Linked DNA regions of Mus musculus: region 1 is linked to region 2. Evidence: chromatin loops called from intact Hi-C (ENCODE). Cell type or tissue: heart. All regions are shown on one strand. Each heading gives the region's core, and the rest is flanking DNA. Links, peaks and the distances in the headings are about the cores only.

Evidence for each region. A loop is a pair of places that touch in the nucleus more often than their neighbours do. Peaks named below come from ENCODE experiments on the same cell type or tissue, not always from the same donor. Only the 100,000 strongest peaks of a DNase experiment are listed, where the experiment ranks them.
Region 1: it touches region 2 in a loop (5-fold over the local background); 4 of 42 quality-filtered maps call a loop at or near these places.

The regions. Positions count from the first base shown.
Region 1 is chr19:28,106,295-28,116,621 of GRCm38, forward strand. No RefSeq gene overlaps it. Among named protein-coding and RNA genes, the nearest start is that of Rfx3, 100 kb to the left of the region's middle. In heart, for the core only: a CTCF peak has its summit at 5,175 (motif pointing left); no DNase peak of the experiment used is centred there.
Region 2 is chr19:27,445,438-27,455,764 of GRCm38, forward strand. No RefSeq gene overlaps it. Among named protein-coding and RNA genes, the nearest start is that of C030016D13Rik, 21 kb to the left of the region's middle. In heart, for the core only: CTCF peaks have their summits at 2,219 (motif pointing right) and 5,215 (motif pointing right); no DNase peak of the experiment used is centred there; H3K27me3 peaks cover 351 bases.

The sequences.
Region 1 (10,327 bases), core at 1,256-9,255, 660 kb after region 2:
TGTTCGGTCTGCTCAACACTGGGGAAGGCACAGTTGTTGTCTTGAGGGTGGGGAAGGGCACACATGCCACAGCACATGTTTGTAAGAAAGTCGGAGGACCACTTTGTGGAATCATGTCTCTCCCCACCTTTACAGGTGCCCCCGGGGTTTAAACTCAGCTCAATGGGCTTCCGTGGCAATCACCTTTCCTGGCTGAGCCGCCTTCCCAGCACTCTCCACTGCTTTTAAAGCAGATGCTGGCATTGGAAAATATTTTGCATGATGTGAAATCAGTTTTGCATGCTTTAGAAGAGAGTGGATTGTATTAAAAAAAATACCATGATGGTGAGCAGGGTTATCCGTTATTCTATGCCCAATAAGCTGATAAAACAGGACTGACATTCCAGAACACCCATCAATTTCCTGGGGACACTAATTCTAAAGTGGGAGCAAACACCCAGTGTTGCTGCTGTTGTTTTAATTATCAGTTTTATTAAGATAAAGCTTACATACTCTATTAGAACCCTAGTGCTGTTTCTACCTACAACAAAATTCCCAGCTCCCAAACTGTGATCCAGCTCTTCATTTGAGCTTTTACTATTTGCATGCAGCTAATCTCTTTTATAAATTTGTTCTCTCCCTTACCAAGACTCTCCCCAAGGGCTCTCAGGTACTGGATATTGACATGCAGATCAGGGTGTTTTCACACACAAGCTTCCACCACTGGGTGGGCTTGGTTTCCAGGGGAGCAGCACCACCATGCTTGATCATGCAATCACCTCAAGAATACCTGACAACACCTTCTCTCTAGAGAAAAACAAAATGCCTCAGAAAAGGGATATTTAAAGATTAATTCCTGAACACCATTACCAATTAACATCCAATGTGTCTTCTTTCAGATGCTGGATAGCCGCTCAGATAGGGATGCCATGGATGCCCAGGTCCAGTAAGAGTCCTGTCAGCCTGTGATGATGAAGTGAGTCATTTTCTGAAGAGTGTCTTCAGTGATGGTAAGACACTCCTCATATTAACGCTCCAGCTCATCCAGGATGTCAGGCACACAGACCTTGCTTTAATATCCAAAAGATCTTTTAAAAAATAAAAATAAACCATGGCTTCTTCACACAGATTGGAAGTCCCTGTCAATTTCAGGCAGTAGTGATATAGAAGATGTATACCAAGGTGTTATATTGGGTATGGATTTCTGTGCGCTTTTTACTCCTCTGGGGAGAAATGTGCCAAAGAAGCAGCTTTGGAGCTCACATTTAGAAAGAGGGGAGCGAGTCAGACATCATGGAAGTTGGGTCTTCAGGAGTGCAATGCTGGAAAGGGCTTTGGGGGAAATTGTCAGATGAGGCTGCCTGGCACTTAGAGGGGACAGGTGACACAGAAACCCTGTCTTGGAACAAGTAGGCTTTCACCCTTTAATGAAGACGTATCATCAGGCAAGCTAATTATTCAAATCAGAAAAGAGGATTATCCAAACCCGAGTAAGAAAAATAAAAGCAAAGCAAAACAACAACAAAAAACACAAACCAGAACTCCACAGCAAAACCTAAGTGTGACAAGGACCGAAAGCCAATAGGAAAGTTTTGGTGTAGGCAGGAACTGATGATGTTTCTCAGAGATCCACAAAAGCTGGGATGTCTAGGCAGCACTGCAGAGGGGAGCAGCATCTTTGTTGGCATGCAAAGGATCAGCTCACACTAGCAGCCTGGAAGCAGCCTCATTGATGTTGATGTTGAACGGGGAAGTTTTGGCTTACGTAAGGCCCAGGATATTTTCTTTCTTTCCTTCCTTTCTTCCTTCATTTCTTTCTCTCTCTCTCTCTTTCTTTCTTTCTTTCTTTCTTTCTTTCTTTCTTTCTTTCTTTCTCTTTCTTCCTTCCTTCCTTCCTTCCTTTCTTTCTTTCTCTCTCTCTCCCTCCCTCTCTTCCTCCCTCTCTCTCCCTTTCTTTCTTTCTTTCTTTCTTTCTTTCTTTCTTTCTTTCTCTCTTTCCCTCCCTCTCTTCCTCCCTCTCTTTCCCTCCCTTCCTTCCTTTCTTTCTTTCTTTCTTTCTTTCTTTCTTTCTTTCTTTCTTTCTCTCTCTCTCTCTCCCTCCCTCTCTCTCCCTTTCTTTCTTTCTTTCTTTCTTTCTTTCTTTCTTTCTTTCTTTCTTTCTCACTCTCTTTTCTTCCTCCTCCTCTTCCTCCCCTTCCTCTTCCTCTTCTTCATCTTCTTCTTTTTCTCTTTCTTAAAAATTTATGGAAACAAGATGTGTCAATTTCTTCTCACTGCTATCAGCCCTCACCACAAAGTCTGTGTTGCTTTAGTTGCTTCAAAAATACAAATGGATTGTCTTACAGTTCTATAGGTCTGAAGTATGAAGTAGCTCCCAGTGGAAGAGAGTCCAGGTGTTGGAAGGAAGCATTTATCTCTTGGAGAAACTCTTTGCCTTGTTCAGCAGTTTGAAGCTGCCCCAGTCTTGGCTTGTGATCCCCTTCCTTCAGCAACATCAGGCTTAAACTTTCTCACACTGTCATATTTCTGCCTCCCTTTCTCCTGCCTCTCTCATCTACTTAGAAGGACCCTGTGAACTCCATTGGGCTCATTTCAGTAACTCTGCTTTTAGGTTAGCTGATTAGAAACATTAATGTCATTTGCAACCTTATGTCTCCTTTGTCATGTAAGCTAATAGTCACTAATTCCAGGGATAGCTAGAGAGAAAGTATCACTTAGGATGCCATGCAGAGGGACTCTAGTGGGTAAGTCCTAAAATTCCTGGTGCTGGGCTAGGTTGGAAGACAGCACAAGTTAGCAAAGGGATAGATTCAGGGCCAGTTCTCAGAGCCAGCTGCTGTACCAACATGGGAAAGGCCTTAGCAAGTAGTCATGACCAGGTGAAACTTTCACATATTCTAACTTAATAGTTTGAATGGGTTCCAGACAGGATGGTGTTAGGAAGCAGATCTGCATGACCCAGGAAGACTGTACACACCACCAGAGTTACAGAACACAAGTGCAATGATGCAGGATATAAGTTTGTATCTTTGCTCTAGGGTGTGAGGACAGAATCCCAGGTAACACATGACTGAAAATCTTTTGTTCTCTTCTGATCCCCGTCAGTAATTTTTGTAAGATGTTCCTCTCTGCTTCTCTATCTCATACTATCAGATTTAGCATATGGTCTTCACATATACTAAGTTCTCCTGGGAAAATACTATTCGAAATTTCACATTATACATTGAACTCATTCTCTCAATCTATCTAAGTTTGTTCACAACACTTAAGAGGAAAAATTACATCATTGAAGTTCATCAATAGCAGTTTATGTCACCGTCCCTAGCCCATGTGAAAATAGTTAGGATGTGTTTCAATCCCATGTCAGTAAGATCTGTTTCCATTAGACTCCATTCTGTAATACTCACTATGTAAAGGATTCCTGGTATTTGAATCATTTTACGTATTTTTTTAGCTTTGTCTCTTTTCTTTTTATTTTATTTCCTTCTTGCATATAAAATTGTTGGTAGTTACCATGGCGATTCTAATTGATTTCTTTCTGCTGTTCTTTGCAGGCTTTGAAAAAAGACTTGCACAATACATCCTTCATATTGTTATTTTTATCTTTGTGAGTCTGTAATGGCCTCTCAAAGGATAAACAAAAGCGAGCAACAAGAACGGCTGACGCTACCTTGCTTGGTGTCAAAAGCTGGGACGAACAGAAGAAAACCCAAGAAGAAGAAGAAGAAAAGCCAAGCCAGGGAGGACAAAGAGGAAAAGGGTCAGAGGTCAAAAGTAAAAGCCTGTGTCACACAAGAGAGAGTTCAGGTACTGGCGTCAGCAGCCATGCGCGGCAAGAAGAGGCTTTTGGAGAGAATCAACTTATCGATGTAACTGGAGCCTAGAAGACCAGTCAATGATGGAGAGAGCGCCCAAGAGGGGAACTAGGTAGGTGTCACTATCTGTTTTGGTTTGTTTTATCTTCTGGTAGATCAAAAATGTCCATTATACACAGACACACAGACACACACACACACACACATGAATATGTACATATGAGCATGGTCTTACAAGGTACATCTGTATGTCTATAACACCAGGTAGGACCAACTCATTAGTCTTACTTTTAGGAAGCTAAAACGTGTTATTTGACATGATTTTTGCTTTGATCACCTGCCTTCTACACAAAAGAGAATGATTCAAATGAGTGTAGTCATAGAGATAAGAAAAGAAAAGGAAAAAAAGAAAAAAGAAAAAGTTTCTTGGAGCTCTAGAATGAGCTGGTATGTTTTAGGATTTTTGTATACCTACAGAACATTTGCATTTTAAATTTAGACCGCATACTTACCCAAAGGTAATTGTTACAAATGTTGAAAACAACAGTCATATCCAGGCAAAGTGTGGTGGCACACTCCTGTGGCCTCAGACCTTGGGAGGAGGAAGTTGGAAGATCAAGAGGGTAAGGGTTACATAGGGAGTTCAAGGTCCAGCCTGGGCAACATGAGCAAGGTCAACCTGGGCAACCTGAAATCCTGAAATAAACAAACACAGCCTTTTGTAGTAAATTCAAGATGTAAACATGCAGGATGAGTTCTAGACAACAAAGACCACTCGTGTGTTCTCTCCTTTGTCCTTTCACTGCCCAAAGCAAAGAGAGAACATGCTCACAATTGAGGTTGACATCCGGAGCAGTGAAGTACTTCCAAGAATTGAAACTAGTAAGAAATGTCCTCAAGGAAAGGATATATTTATTTTATTATTTTATTTTACTTCTAAGATTACAACTCAATTACATTGTCCCTTTATACCCTCCCGCCCTCCTTCGAATTTATGGACTCTTTTTTTCACTAATCATTATTGCATTCATATATATTTGCATATACATGTATATTCCCAAATACAGCCTGTTAAGTCCATGTGATGTTACTTGTATGTTTGTTTCCAGGGCTGACCATTTGACACTGGACAACCAATTGGTGTGTTCTTCCCTGGGAAGGCTACTACTCTCCTTCCCCTTTAATTTTCAATGAAAAATTAAAGGATGTTTTGATCAACAACGTTCCTGCGAATATGAAACAGCAAGTTCCACCCAGTTACACTTTAAGTACTTCCATCAGTAGGCTTCAAAGGATAACTTTAGGAGGAAGAACAGCAAACACCATTACAAGATGGTCAAGAGCCCCGAGGGCCAAAGATTCTGCACATGCACCCTCTTGTGGCCTGGAGAATTGCTCTGCACTGGACTCCAAAGCTGGCATGTCTAATTCAGAGGACATTCAAACCCCATGTGCCCTTCCTCGTGTGCTAAAATCCAGATGTTTAATGAGCCTGCATCTCTAAGCCACTTCAGATTCTCAGCTTATAACAAAAAAGCATCATCTCATGTCCTCCACACCTGGATAAAAAAGATCTTGGGGATAGTAAACGTGATTTATTCACGAAACACATTGTAAAAATTACATTACACAGGCTTATGTGAAATATGCAAAGGCTTTGGGAGATAAATGCCTAGAATAATCCACCATGAAACTTGTAGATAGATTCTATGACCCTGTTCTTCTGGTGCAAACGTAAATGTGTTTCTGATAAATATGTTTTATTATGTTTTGCTTCATAAGACCACCCTATTATAAATTCACGATGGTTAAAAGAAAAATTTAAGAACCTCTCTTCCTTTGGCAGCCAGAACAAGGTTTTTGAAACCAAAAACATATGTTTGAATTTAGCTCCACATGTGCCAACTAGCTATTGACTGAACACTGACATGTGTGAGCTCTGGGGATCCCAAATCTCTCAGGGCAGTAATGCTAAGCAAGGTAGGTTCTTTACCCAGTGATGGAGAATTCATAGTATGACTTCCCACGTCACTTTCAAAAAATTAGTGGAGGGTAAGTGTACGGTTGCTTGCCAGCATGCATGCATACATGTGGGGTGTGTGTGTGTGTGTGTGTGTGTGTGTGTGTGTATGTGTGTGTGTGTGTGTGTGTGCTATATGGTATATGTATGTAGTATATCTTGTGTGTGTGGTGTATGTATTTGTATGTGCGAGTGTGTGTGGTATATATGTGTGTGTGCATATGCATGTGTATGTGGTGTGTGTGTGGTGTGTATGTGGTGTGTGTGTGGTGTGTATGTGGTGCTTGTATGGCATCGTGTGGCACACACATGTGTATGTGTGCATGCGCATGCATGTGCCTGTGTGTGTATGTGTGGTATTTGTATGGTGTGGGGTGTGTGTGTGTGTATGTGTGTATAGTGTTTGTATGCTGTGGTGTGTTGTGGCCTGTGTGTGTATGGTGTGTGTGCACATGTGTTGTCTGTGTGTATGTGTGTGGTGTGGCATGTGTGAACACTGGTACATTCACAGAGCTCAGAGGAAGACATCAGGTGTCCTGCTCTCTTGCCTTATTCCCTTGAGATAGCTCGGTGAACCTAAAATGACTCTCTGCCAGCAAGCCCCTCCTGTGAGCCTCCTGCCTCCCAGGCCCTAGCACCCAACCCCACACTCAGCTTTCTCCGTGAGTGCTGGGGATTTGAACTCAGGCCATCACGCTTGCACAGTAAGTGCTGTTAGCTGCTGAACCTTTCCCTAAACCCGGACTGTTCCTTTTTAATCTTTACGTTTTCCTCCCTTTCGTCTCCATTTGACAGGTACACTAGCAGACAGTGCTCATCTTTTTTTCAGTTCCCTCTCTAGTTTTGCTCATAAGGGGCAATCCCTTAGTCTCCCTTGGTTTATTTAATCCTGTCTACTAACTCTGCCATAGGGATAATGAACTAACATAGCACTCTGGCAGAGGAGAGTCATGTTGTTGCACTAAGAGCAAAACCTTCACACAGGGGAAGACTGACTCTAAATTACTGCTCTGATGGGAAAATCTGTCTGTCGGTCTCAACATAATAGTCTGAGCCAAGTCCAAGCCCTTCATAAATGACTTTCAAATAAAAAAAGCTAGTTGATTCTCTCATCCAAGAAGCCAGGATGCTCTATTTAATCCCAGAGCCACCAGTAATCTCTTCTGATAATGCTGGACGTCATTTTCCAGGACCCTGCTTTCAAGTAGACCTTACCTACAAATTCTGCTGATGAGATTATGCTCTGTGGCCTAAGCCACAACCTCTATTTTCCACGTGATCAACAGTCCTGGAAATGTGTCTTCTTTCATTGTTGCTCTATGAGAATTCTATCTGACACAACTTGGATAAGCCAGCTTTTGGGGATTTTCCGAAGTCAACAGGAGTCTACCCTTACTCTCTCCAAATTTAGAACCACTGAAAATACAGACAATGGAATTCCACAAAGGCCAAAATGTCTGCCTCTCGACAGTTTCTAGACCTTGTCCCTAGGCCATGCAAGACTTTCCCCATCTAATCCTATACAGCACAGAGAGAACTATGAGGGTGTGGCTGGGAGCCCCAGGATGGCAGTGGAAAAACTGTGTCTGGGGCCAGATTACAGACGGAAGAACAAATACTGTCTGAGAGCAGGCCACCTCAAAAGTTCAGTTCCCAGAAATGGGCCTGTGTGGCTTGGAGCACAGTGAGGGAGTAACAGAAAATTAAATTGGAATTCTTCTGAAATGACAGCAGTCTGACTGTGTGGGCCGCACCAAAGTCTCTTAAGAGAGGGGATGGGCTTGCTGTAAGACCGGAAGTCCTGGGCTACCCATGTCAGTGGAATCAGCTCTGCTTGTCAAAGGCACAGCAGCCTCGGGCTACTTCACACACATGGCCAACCAGAACAGATGCTGAGAAGCCAAGGAAGCAAGCTCCCTTCTCTCCTTCGTTTCATTACTCTCCACATGTTTTAGAACAATTCATTCAAGATTCACATAAAGTTAGCTATGGGCTTTTCTAAATAGAGCTCTTACATCTTAAAAATAAATCCCAGGCTTTTAAAGCTCTGTAATTATCTTGTCTGTTATCTCATCTGCTGCTTCATCTTTCATTCCCTCCCTTGATCTTCTGTCTGTATGGGGTGTTGCCATTTCTGCATAGCTTTTAAAGCAAAATTCTGGATATTTTCAGAGGTGGGGGAGGGGCGGGAGAATAGATATGTCACGATTTATGTTATTTGCTCATTTTTTTGGAAATTAACTCTTTAGCCTCAGGACAAGTTTTAATCATATCTTTTTTTAATCATATCTTTTTTTTTTAATATCTGTGATCGTACTTTGGGATGAATATGCTTACGGTTCCCTATACTGTGACATTCTTGTATTGAGGCATTCTTACTTTCACTGAAATCATGTTTCCAAGACACACACATCTTCGGGATCTTGTGATTCATGCTTTAGAGCCTGAATTTGGAGCTTAGTGGTGTCTTCACAGACACTAACTTTTCAGATGTGGAAAATATATAAGAAAATAGTTATGTTTGATGAAATGCTACATAAAGAAGTGCAAATTTATGCGGAGCATTTGGTTTAGAGAGTATCAAATACTCATGCAAAATTTAGAGATTGCAAAATTTATAAAATAGAAGACAAAACATAAAATTGGGAAAAAAAAATTTTAAGCTATCCTCTGGTACAGCCATTGCTAATAGTCTAGAGTCTGCCTTTACAGTATTTAATAGCATACTCATCATGTTTATAAATTTTGGGTTTTAGAAACTAACGTTCTAGATCTTTTTCATTTAACATTATGAGCATGTTCATGTTAAATGATTCCTAAAAATTTTACTTCTGAATATGTGTATTGTGCTGTAATGTACATGTATTGATTGTGTGTGGAGTGGGATGGGGTACCCTTGGAGACAAGAGCTGTGACATACCGCTCAAACTACAGTTATAGGCGATTGTGATGAGAACCAAACTCCAGGCCTCTGTGAGAGAAACACTCACTGAACTCTTAACTACTGAGCCATCTCGCCAGCTTCATATCAAATAATTTAATGACAGCATATATAAGAATCTCTCAAGTATTTTATTAAGACATTTTTATAGATATGATGCTTGTTACACAAACATTTCATTGGTTACAAATGATGTTGTTATAACCATTGTTATATAACATTTCTCTGTACTTCATTACTGGTTACTTCCAAAGGAAATTGTCAGTAGGATTGTTGGGAGCCATTAAGGCAATGCTATTGTCCTGATCTCTGAATTGGGCCTCTCCCCCTGAGAAGAAAAGGGGGTCAAAAGCGGGCCACCGACACATGGATTCCGAGAACCACGGGAGGTTCCAGCCCTAGGTCATCACCAATGTCCTGACCACACCCTGATACCACCAAGTTCCTGCTTCCCCGTGTAGCTGCCAAAAGAAAGAATTTCTATTGCCCCCCCTCCCATAAGTACTTCTCCTTTTGCTTGTATTGCCCTACCCCTCCCACTGATAAGTATCTGTACTTCCCCCTTTGCTTGTGCATTTAAACCTTGGACCTTTCTCAATACATGGGGGTCTTGATACAACTTCAGAACGGTTTCCGTGTCGTTATTCGTACAAGACCCTTGTCTCTCTCTACCCCCCATTTGGTTATTAGGAGGAGGTCCCCTCGAGATCCTCGAATAACTGGACCTGCTGGACGGGTCATAGGATAAAAGGATCAATGTTTAGAAAGCAAAAGACCTCTTGATCTTAGTCAACAGGCCAAGATGTGATTAAAACAAAGAAACAACTATAGACTTACTTTGGGGAATAGTTTTGTAAAAACAGGATCAGTTGAAAGCCAAATGAATAATCAAGGTGTTTCTTCGGGAGTGCAGAACCAGGGCAAATGCTGAGAGGTCTTCAATATTTCCTCTCAGCCATGGTGAGACCTGGCACATAAGACTTCTTCAGTTCAACTGATATCTTTACGCTAAAATAATTTATCAGCACCATCCTTATTTATATTGCGATCCAGATTGGTTCTTGGCTTGCGATGTTTACCATCTTAGGAAGCACTTTAGATCTCTGCGTGTGCCCAGATGACTCTGCACAGTCAACGAAGAGCATCATTTTCCCAGCTGAAGAGCCACTACTGGACTGGAGCTGTCAGATAAGGACATGTTCAGGGATACAGGAAGAGAGGTGGCCCAGATCAAAGGAACTCAAGAACTAAATGTTCATAAGAGAGAACAGAGCAACTGAAGAACTGCGGACAACAGCTTCACATGTCACAAACTGAAGAGGAGAAGGGGGTAGTGATTGCTTGGATGTGGTTATGATAGCTTGCTCTGTTGGATGGATGGTTATTTCCATTTTTTCACATTTGGCATTTGCATTTAATTTAATAATACATTTTACGGTTCTATTGTTTTCCTGGTGTATTTTTATATGTCTTTGTTTCTCTTGGGAATGGGTGTTATGTGTCTATCTCCTGATCCAAATTCAGATTTATGCACAGGTTAAGAAACTAGCAAAGGAAAAAGTCCAAGGTGAC
Region 2 (10,327 bases), core at 954-8,953:
TCTGAATCACCAACTGAAGAGCATACACGGGGTGGACCTAGGCTACTCTGTTCATATGTAGCAGATGTGCAGCTTAGTCTTCATGTGGGTTCCGAAGAACTGAAACGGGTGCTATTCCAAACACTGTTGCCTGTGCGTGGGATAGGTTCTTCTAGCTGGGCTGCCTTGTCTCCCCTTAGTGGGAGAGGAAGCACCTAGCCTCACAGAAACTTGAAGTGCCACAGTGGGAGGGATATCTAGAGGGGCCTCCACTTGCTCAGAGGAGAACGGTTAGGGAAGTGGAGGAAGGGTTGTGGGAGGGGGTAACTGGGAGTGGGGCATTGAACAGGATGTAAAGTGAATAAGTAAAAAACCTAAAATAAAATTAAATTAAAAAAAATAAAATGCCCGGCAGAGATGTTCTTGAATAGTTCCCACAGAAAGAAAATACATATTTGTTGTGATGGATATGCCAACTACCCTTGTCTGATCATTACACACTACACCCATTCATTTAAATGTTGTCTGGAATGCCATAAATATCTACCATTATGATGTGTCTACTATCATTTAAAACCCTTTGAAAAATAATTGTTATAAAACCCCCATGGAGAAACTAAAGTGCAAATATGAAAGACTGGGCTTGACAATGCCTACCTGTAACCCTGGGATTCCAGAAGCCAAACAACAGGGAAATTGCAGCAAGCTACAGGACAGGCTGGTCTACATGTGAAATCCTAGTCCAGTCTTGTCTATACATGGACTCCTTTGCCAGCCTGGTCTACATATAAAATTCCATGCCAGCCAAAGCTATATAGCAAGACCTAATTGAAAGCAACCCCAAGCCAAACTTCACAAAACCATATATTGCCATTTTGTATACTGTTACTTCTTCAACTCCCCAGGATTCTCCTGGATCTTGGATCCTGGAGCACCCAGGAAGGGGCCAATCTTACTGCAGGCCCACTGGCAGGTGCAGGGTAGTGTCTAGATGTAAAGTCATGGGAGTCTTACAACTTGTAGACATCTTCTGTCCTGTGCCTAGCACTTCTTTAGACACTGGGGATTTGACACTAACTGGGAGACAACTGTCCACATTCCCATGGAGATTGCTTTAGCAGTGGGAGGGAGATAACAAAAAATTAGTAGAATTCATACAACAATACAGAGAAAATCAAATCAGGAAGGGGCAGATTGAAGTCCCGTCCTGGGCCTGGGAAGAACTAAGAGAATGAACCTTGGTGGTGTTTGTTGTTTGGGGTAGAGAAGAGCAACAGGTGCAAACGCCCTGAGACATGGACACACAGCACTAGCTTGAAGGGTAACAGGAAGACCCCCTTGTTGGTGCATCAGTGTAGGAGGCTTAGAGACTCACTTGAAAGGCAGATGATAGTGTTTTGTAGTGTGAAGACTTCTTTTGCTCTGAGGGGTAGTGAGCCCAAGAGAGCTATGGATAGGCTTGTATTTTAAACTGGACCACATTCTGGATGCCACATAGAGAAGAAACTGATGGGGGTGGAAGAAGGGGATGAAACCCTTTCAAAACTGGAAGGGGGAAAGGAGAGTGGTATCTTGGAGCCTGTCAGGGAGCAGTGGAGGTCTGAAAGTGGGTAAAAGGTGGGGCATGGAGGTGCCTGAGGATCTAGCACCACGGTGTCTGAGCGGAGGGCAAGTTGACCAAGGGTGGGAGAGTATCCTGGTCAGGATGCTAGGAACCTGAGACTCTAGGACCGTTAACATCACTTGAAGCCTCCATCTGTCAAACTGTGTGCTCCCTGGAGCACCACCATCTCTTTGTACACCCTGTTTTAAAATTTACCCAGACATGAACACAGAAAAATGTGACCTTTTGAGAGTTGAGTGTCATGGTACACCCCTACAAGCCTGGCACCTAGAAAGTGGACAGAGGCAGGCAGACAGAAGGAGTTTCAAGTCATTCTGGGTTACATAAGATCCTGTCTTCTGTGGGAAGAGGGACTACCATTAGTAGTGAAACTGAGGGAAAACTGGGATTTGAATACTGCAGGTCACTGCCCCCTACTAAACACGTGTATTTCCAAGACCAAAGTGTATTTCTGCAGAGCGCTCCATGGGCATTGTCAAACACAGTCTGTGAGGGTTGAGAATTAATGGGACTGAGACAATAGACAAACTGGAGAAGAGCCCTGAGCCCCCGAGATTTGCCATGAATATTCCCAATTACAGGACAGACAGAAATGGCAGAGGGAACTGGTCACCAGATGGCAGTATGTGCCTAGAAATGTCTGATGGTATGGAAGGCCAGAATCGACCACCCCTCTGGATTATCGGGAAGAGTCGGTTTTTATCTACATCTCTTTTAAAGGCAGATGCCTAGAGCTCTAGAGGTGGGGGCTGGTGGTGTTCTGACTCTTCCTGGGCAAATCTTCAGGCTGACCCGCACAGGATGGCTATGAAAGATCTGCTCTCCCCAAACAAGTTCGCAACAGAGTCGAACACAGGGATTCTTAGACCCCTGGCAATCCATTATGCCTCTGAACTCATCAGCATGGTGCCATCAAATATATACAACAGTACTCTCTGGATTACAAAAGGCAACCAATCTTGCTGAAATGTGAATATTTAAGGGAGTGTGTGATGTGGTAACATATCACTCATGTCTTTACTGATGCACTTTAATGGGGCAGGCCTCTTCGTACCCACTGCGATTGTGGAACAGATGTGGGCAAAAATGATACTTCAAGATATTTACAACTGTCCTGGGATGTTTGTCACCCATTATCATATTAGATAAGCTGCTTCGTCTTAGTAAGACGTCAATGAAAATATGCTTGTCTTTTCCCTCCACACACTCTCTCTAGATTTCTTTGTTCGGTGTGCCCATGGAGCCTGTGACTAGTGAGAGACCCTAGCTTAGCAATCCTTAGCCTTCAACACTTTGAAAATGATTTATAGTGGCTGAGGATGCCTGTCGATGGGTCCTTACGGAACAACTTCAGCACAAAAGCTGACAGCCAGCCGGGGCAGTTTTCTCTCTGGCAGCTGGGGCTCTACCACTCACACACAGTAGGGGTGCTTCAGCCTGGGCAGCATCAAACTATTTAGATTTTATTCTAAGAAGGCAAAGGGTGAGCTGTGCCAACACTTCACTCCCGTCGCCCACACCTCTATTCTAGTTTCTGTCCATGAGTGGACAGAGCTGGGTGACTCCGTGTCAGGCTGGAGCCCTCGGAACCTGTGCTGGCTCTGAGGGTTGTTGGACTCATTAGTCAACACCAGCGGAGCTATTGGAGTGGCTTCTCTTCTAATTTCATCTGCCTAACATAGATTTTGTCGCCTGAGTGCAGGAACTTCCTTGAGTTGGGTTCAGGGATCTGGCGCAGTGGGGATGAGTTGGGCTCAGGGATCTGGCACATCTTCTTCCTGCAGTGCCCTGCCCTTGGCCATCTTCCTGACAGTCCCATCTCCCCTCTCCTACTTCTTGCGATGTCTCCAAGGCACTAGGACATCCATCTTATCTTAGAGTCTCTCCTATCTTCTTTGTTAGCTGTGTGGTTAATATTGATTGACGAGATCTAGAATCACCTTGAAGGGCAACCTCTGGCATGTGTGCTGGATTTTTTTTTCTTTTTCTTCTTTTTTTAAAAATATTTTTATTAGGTATTTTCCTCATTTACATTTCCAATGCTATCCCAAAAGTCCCCCATACCCTCCCTCCCACTCCCCTACCCTCCCCCCACTCCCCCACCCACCCACTCCCACTTTTTGGCCCTGGTGTTACCCTGTACTGGGGCATATAAACTTTGCATGACCAATGGGCCTCTCTTTCCAGTGATGGCTGACTAGGCCATCTTTTGATACATATGCAGCTAGAGTTAAGAGCTCCGGGGTACTGGTTAGTTCATAATGTTGTTCCACATATAGGGTTGCAGTTCCCTTTAGCTCCTTGGGTACTTTCTCTAGCTCCTCCATTGGGGGCCCTGTGATCCATCCACTAGCTGACTGTGAGCATCCACTTCTGTGTTTGCTAGGCCCCAGCATAGTTTCACAAGAGACAGCTATATCAGGGTCCTTTCAGCAAAATCTTGCTAGTGTATGCAATGGTGTCAACGTTTGGAGGCTGATAATGGGATGGATCCCTGGATATGGCAGTCTCTAGATGGTTCATCCTTTTGTCTCAGCTCCAAACTTTGTCTCTGTAACTCCTTCCATGGGTGTTTTGTTCCCAATTCTGGGATTTTTTTTTTCTAAAACAGGTTAATATTGGAAGACCTACTCTATATGTGGATGGCATCATTTGGTGGGGTGGAGTCCTCGACATAGGTAATGAAACAGAAAATGAGTCAAATACTCATCTTCCCGTGCCTCCGGACTGTGGATCACATGCAACCAGCTCCCTCAAACCCCTGCCACCATGGCTTTCCTGCGTGATGGGCTACACCCTCAAATCCTGAGCAGCTTTTTATTCATTTCTTCTTCCCTCCTTCCCATCTTCCTTCCTTAAGTTATTTGAGAAAACAATACACTAGCCAAGCTGCTTCCTGGGTCTTCTTTGCTTTCCCCTTCATTGCTTCACCCAAAGTCAAAGTTAATGTCACCCAAATCCCAGGAAGGATGCTCTAGTTGCCAAAAGCCAGTTCATTCCAGTAGTTAGAGAAACAGAAAAGTCCTTTGAATCCCTACATCATTCTACTTAAAACATCTCCTTAACGTCCAGGCGCTCCCAACTCGCCATCTCCTACCCCGCTTTATCTTATTCAGGGCTCTTAATCTCATCCTAAATTTGAGTACTTACCTTACTATTGTCTGTGTCGCCCCAGTATCACTGGGGACAGTCATTGCCTGTCATAGGCTCCGGTATGTAGTAAATGTTCAGTTAATACTGGATAAAGGAATTAACAGATTGGACTGGAATAGGGGTGCTGGCAACTCTTGAATTTCACGTTTACAATCGTTTTAACTATTGCCTTTCATTGATACTGTGAACATAAAAGCACCATGGGTCAGTTACATGGGGTTTGATATAACAATTCACTTTCCTTAGCACAAATACAAGTCCTTTAAAAGCCATTTTATTTTACTAAAGTGTCTAGTTTATTATTATGCACAGGGTACATATGCTAATCATTTTATTTTCATGCCCTGAGGTCTGCACGGTTAAGGTACGGCTTCACTGGGACACATGTGTGGGAGAATCACACAACAATCGCTGGCAACACTCCTGAAAAGTGTTAGCCTGGACACCAATGCCAGCAGGGGGCACTAGCAAGCAACCACAGGGACAAGCCCAGCAGAGTAACTGCATTTTCTATCATCTGCAGCTTACTGGATTGGTCTCACATAGCAACACCATCCATCATTGATTGGAAAGCTATCCTAGGACCTCACAGAAGGCATGCTCCCGCAAGCATGGAGAGATGCAGCCCTAACACAAGCTAGGCAAGTGTGAGCATCTTAAAAATAACAGGCCCAGGTCATTCGTGTCTTACCTGCTTTTAAGATACCTACCTATCCTTCCTACAACCAGCCAGTCTTCAGACTCACACTGGCATTTGGATTTGTTTGCATTAAATGGGTTAAGGAGAACTGGGGTACCAGTGTGGGCATCTTTAGAGTACCCTGAACAGAGAGGTTTAGCATCTATAATGTAAAAGGTGACAGCCCCTCAGGGCCAGGTAGACAAGGAGCAAAGCTGTACTCTGGTTCAAACACAGTAGTTTTAAAGTAGATACAAACTGCATCACTGGAAGAAGTATAGAAAATATGATAAGGATGAGGGATGCATATAGGAAGTATATTGTGTATACATAAGAGTATATTGTGAAATTGATCTAAGTCTGGATATGGATTTAAACAGATACATAAGAGGCATGGCTGTAAATCTAAAATTATTTGGTTTAATGAGCTATTACTTATCCTGATATTAATTTACTTCTTGTAAGGCTGACATAGCATATATAAAAAGGAAAAGCGAAAGCAAAGGGTTACTGTGTGCTTGTAAAAGTTCCTTCATTTTTGAGAAACTTAATGACTCCAGAGACCAATACACTGCTTACTAAGGATCCTACAGTGTCTATTTCAGTTACTCTGGAGGATATTGACTTGTTCCCATTGGAACCCTATCATTTTCTGCCCCCATCCCCCAGATTTTTGAGCTATAAGTATGAATCTCCCAACACAATAGTTTTTTTTTTTTAAACATATATTTAGTTTTTTAAGCAATGGGCCCCGCAACATTAAGACGTTTTCTATCTGTCCTGTTCTGTTCAACATCTGGGTATGAGAATAGATTAAAACAGATTGTTACATGTAGCTTCTATTTTGTGGCTAACCAAAGCCATAACATAGTACAATATCAACTTTACCCTGACGGACACCTTTCCCAGGGTGGGGTTGTTTTGAACAACGTTGTCCTGAGCATCTTCATGCATCTTCACACAGAATATGGAAGAGTTGAGAGAAGCTGAGTATTTTCTGTGAAATCCAGCACTCTTTGCATGCATAGTCGCTGATCTGCCACTGCTGCCCACAAGCATCCGAGAATGACAAATCTTTCAGTCTACTAACAGAAACAGGAACCAACCTGTTCAAAAGTACTGTGCAAAATTGCTTGGAGAATAAAGAGGTCATTTTTCAAGTTGCCTCGGGTATGTCATGGATTTTTGGTCTTTTATGTTTATAATGTCTAGGGGTTTTTTAACCTTTTAATTTTTATTTGGAAAATATTATACATAATATTATATATATATGTATACATATACACACACACACACTATATATACATATATAGTGTGTGTGTGTGTGTGTGTGTGTCTGAGATGAGAGGACTGTCTCACACTGTAGCTTAGGGACTAGAACACACTGTGTGATGGACTAGACTTGGGCTAGTAGCAAAAATCTTCCTGCCTCATCTTTCTGAGTGCTGAGTTTATACTCATAAGTCACCACACCTGGGCTTATACATCTACATTTTACTGTAGTTTAAAAGACTGTGTGAAGCGACCTGGGAAACTAGTGTCCACAGCAAGAAGGGCAATGTTCTCTGAGCCTCCAGTGTCTCCATGTGTCTACAGCTCCCATTGCTCCAGTTTACACTTAGTGTTTCCTCTTTTCTTTTCTTTTCTTTTCTTTTCTTTTCTTTTCTTTTCTTTTCTTTTCTTTTCTTTTCTTTTCTTTTCTTTTCTTTTCTTTTCTTTTCTTTCTTCCTTCCTTCCTTCCTTCCTTCCTTCCTTTCTTTCTTTCTTTCTTTCTTTCTGTTTTGTTTTTCGAGACAGGGTTTCTCTGTGTAGCCCTGGCTGTCCTGCAACTCCCTTTGTAGACCAGGCTGTCCTCAAACTCAGAAACCTGCCTGCCTCTGCCTCCCAAGTGCTGGGATTAAAGGCGTGCGCCACTATGCTCAGCTCTCCCCCTTTCTTTTCTTCTACACATAAATGTGCATCATCCCCAGGAGAACACCTTAGCCTTTGCTAGTCAGAGTGTGAAACTCTGGCCACTAAACAAATGCTGGACCACTGAGCCCCAGCTCCAGCTCCAGCCCCAACTCCAGGCCAGCTGTTTGCTTTATAACATACATCTTTATAAAAATGAAATCATAAGGAATAATTTTGTCTCTACCTTATGTCAAACATTTTAAAAGCACCCACGTTGTTCTTTACAGCTACTTTTTATTGATTTTTTTTCCTGCATGGAATGTTATTAAGTAAAATTTCCACAATCCATTTATCAATTTTATTTCAGACCTTAATTTTCCTGGGTTTTTTTTTTTTCCCTATAATGAGTGTGTTGTTCAGTTGATTCTTCTGCTTGTCTTCTGATATGTTTATGCTGACATTCTCTAAGGAGAATATATCTAGAGGCAAGATTGCTAGATTCAGGAAACATAGCTGAAGTGCTAGATAAAGATATGCTATTCTTCAATTACATACATACACTAATGCCCCAACAACAATTCACTGAGCTCTTACTGTGGCATGTTTCCAACATTTGATTTTGTCCACCTTTTATAGTTGAACCAATGTACAGTCTGGTCAGTGAAGGGAGGTACATGCTCAGGGTAGCTTTGTTAATCTCTCCCTCTCTTCCCCCTCTACATCATCCTTTCTCTCTTCCTCTGCCCTTTTCCCTATGCCCCTCTTTTTACTCCCCTCTCCATGTGTATGTGCACATGTGTGTGTGTACATGTATTCCTTTATTTGTGCTCTCTGTGTTTTATTAGTGCTGTCTTCTAAAAGATGTGTTTTGCTTTTTATACATAAATATTTAAGCCTCTAGAATTAATTTTTGTTCATTGTTCATGTTCAAAGCAGAAATCAAAAATCTGTCCTCCCTTTTTCCCCTTCCTTTACTCTGCCCTTTTCCTTCTTGCCCCTACTCCACTTTTTAAACTGCAGAATCCTCTGTTAAACACGGCCTATTTTAAAAGACTGATCTTCCCTGTGCCTTTGCACATATCCTCAGCTATGCACTAAGTGGGCACTGATGTGTGAACCTATGCTGGGGTGTGCCATTTTGAACCATGGATCCACTTCTCCATCCTTCCACAAATACCACTGTCCTCACATCTACCACTTCAGAGTGGACCTTGGTCTGCTGCGGCAGAGCACGTTGGCCCATCTTGCTCTCCGGGAGAGCCCTGGCTGCACATTGCTCTTGGCTTCTGAAGAAATGAAAATATAAAGCTACAGAGCCTTCTTTTCTTCCCCTTCTCTGACTAATTGTTTGTTGGGCGTCTTTTCATAAAAATCTACTTTATAGAAACAGGCTGCTTATGTAATTCTTATTCCCTTCTTCCAGTCTCAGAAGATTTGAATTTTAAAAAGCTTGAATTTTCTTCAAGAATAAGGCTTTTTTACAATATACATATTTAATAGGGTGGAAAGGAGAATAGAGAATAACTATCCTTAATGTCTTGGTATCTCATTTACAAACAAGCCCAATGAGTTGTTCAAACAAACTTTACATTTGTGTTAATTTAAACAAGATGATGTAAACTGGTAGTGTCCTTTGTCCTGGCTACACTATGTCAGCCCCTTTGCTGACAGCCCTGGGGAACTCCCTTGCTCTTTCTAACACTTCTTCTGTACTGTTTATCTGCTTTTCATTACATAACAGTGGCCTCAAACACCTGCTTTTACCTCTCAGTTTTCTATCAAGTCCTTATATCTGGCACTACATTAAACTACCAATAAAGCCCACATCTTTCCCAGTATATTTAAACATGGGCCAGACAGCTAGTAGCATTTTATAAGTCCTAAATATATGGCTGCTGCCTTTACTTAAGAATACTGACAGAACTTGGCATTGGGAAACTGAGGTGGATTTTACAGGAGTCTGCCCTACCCTCTGCTAGCCTCTAAAAATGCTAGGCTTCAAATTACAGCTTCAGCATCCATGGGGGAAATTGTGATGAATATACAAGTTTGGAGATTAAGCATGCTACCTTCTCAAACAATATCTTAAAAGTCAAGGATGGGATGTCTTAAACACAAGCTATCCTTTCAGGCCAAGTGATACAACTTTAATTATAATTTATGTTAATGAACTACTGTAAAAATGTTGCAAAATGGAGCCCCATAATAATGTTCCTCAAACATTATTAGCTATTGCTGATACTTGGCTACCTTCCTGAATTTGACTATAAGACCATATTGCTGAGTCATAGAATATGGCAAAACCAAGCTGATCCTCACACAGAAGCTTCATCTCTGTTGTCTTGCTTTCCTGGCACTAGAGAGTGCCATGCATATGGCCAGAAGAGAAGCGAAATCATGCGTCTCTTCTGTAAACTGTAAACCCTGCAGCTTACAACAGTGGCTTCCTTGACAGGATACACCCACTGGTCCAATAGTGGTATGAACGTTATGGGAGTAACCAACCACTTTCTGAACAGATTCCATGGCTCCCTAGATCCCATAGTTAGCACTGCTAGAGTAGACAAGGACCTGCAGCTAGAGCCTAGGGGCAAACCCAACACTATTACGCTGTTAAACGGACGTAGTAACAAAAGGCATCCTAATGACTTATAGATATATACATCAGTACATCTCGCAACTCTCATCAGGAAAGATTCTTCTTGTAATAAATGAAAACTAACATAGGCAATTAACCTTCAACTAATCAACATGCAGAGAATAAGAGTCTGTGGAACTCTCAGCCTTAAGTGGAATATACATATCACACTTCTCTTCCCTCCCTACCCCCCAAAGGGGCAGAAAGGTTTGAAGATGATGTGGTGGATAACATCAAGGAAACAGTATTTCTCAGACATAATGTCAGTTATACATATGAGCTCACAGTGATTGTCACAGCATGCACAGACTCGCCCAAGCTCAAGCAAGACAAAAATCCCAGTGTGGGAAAAGAAAGACAC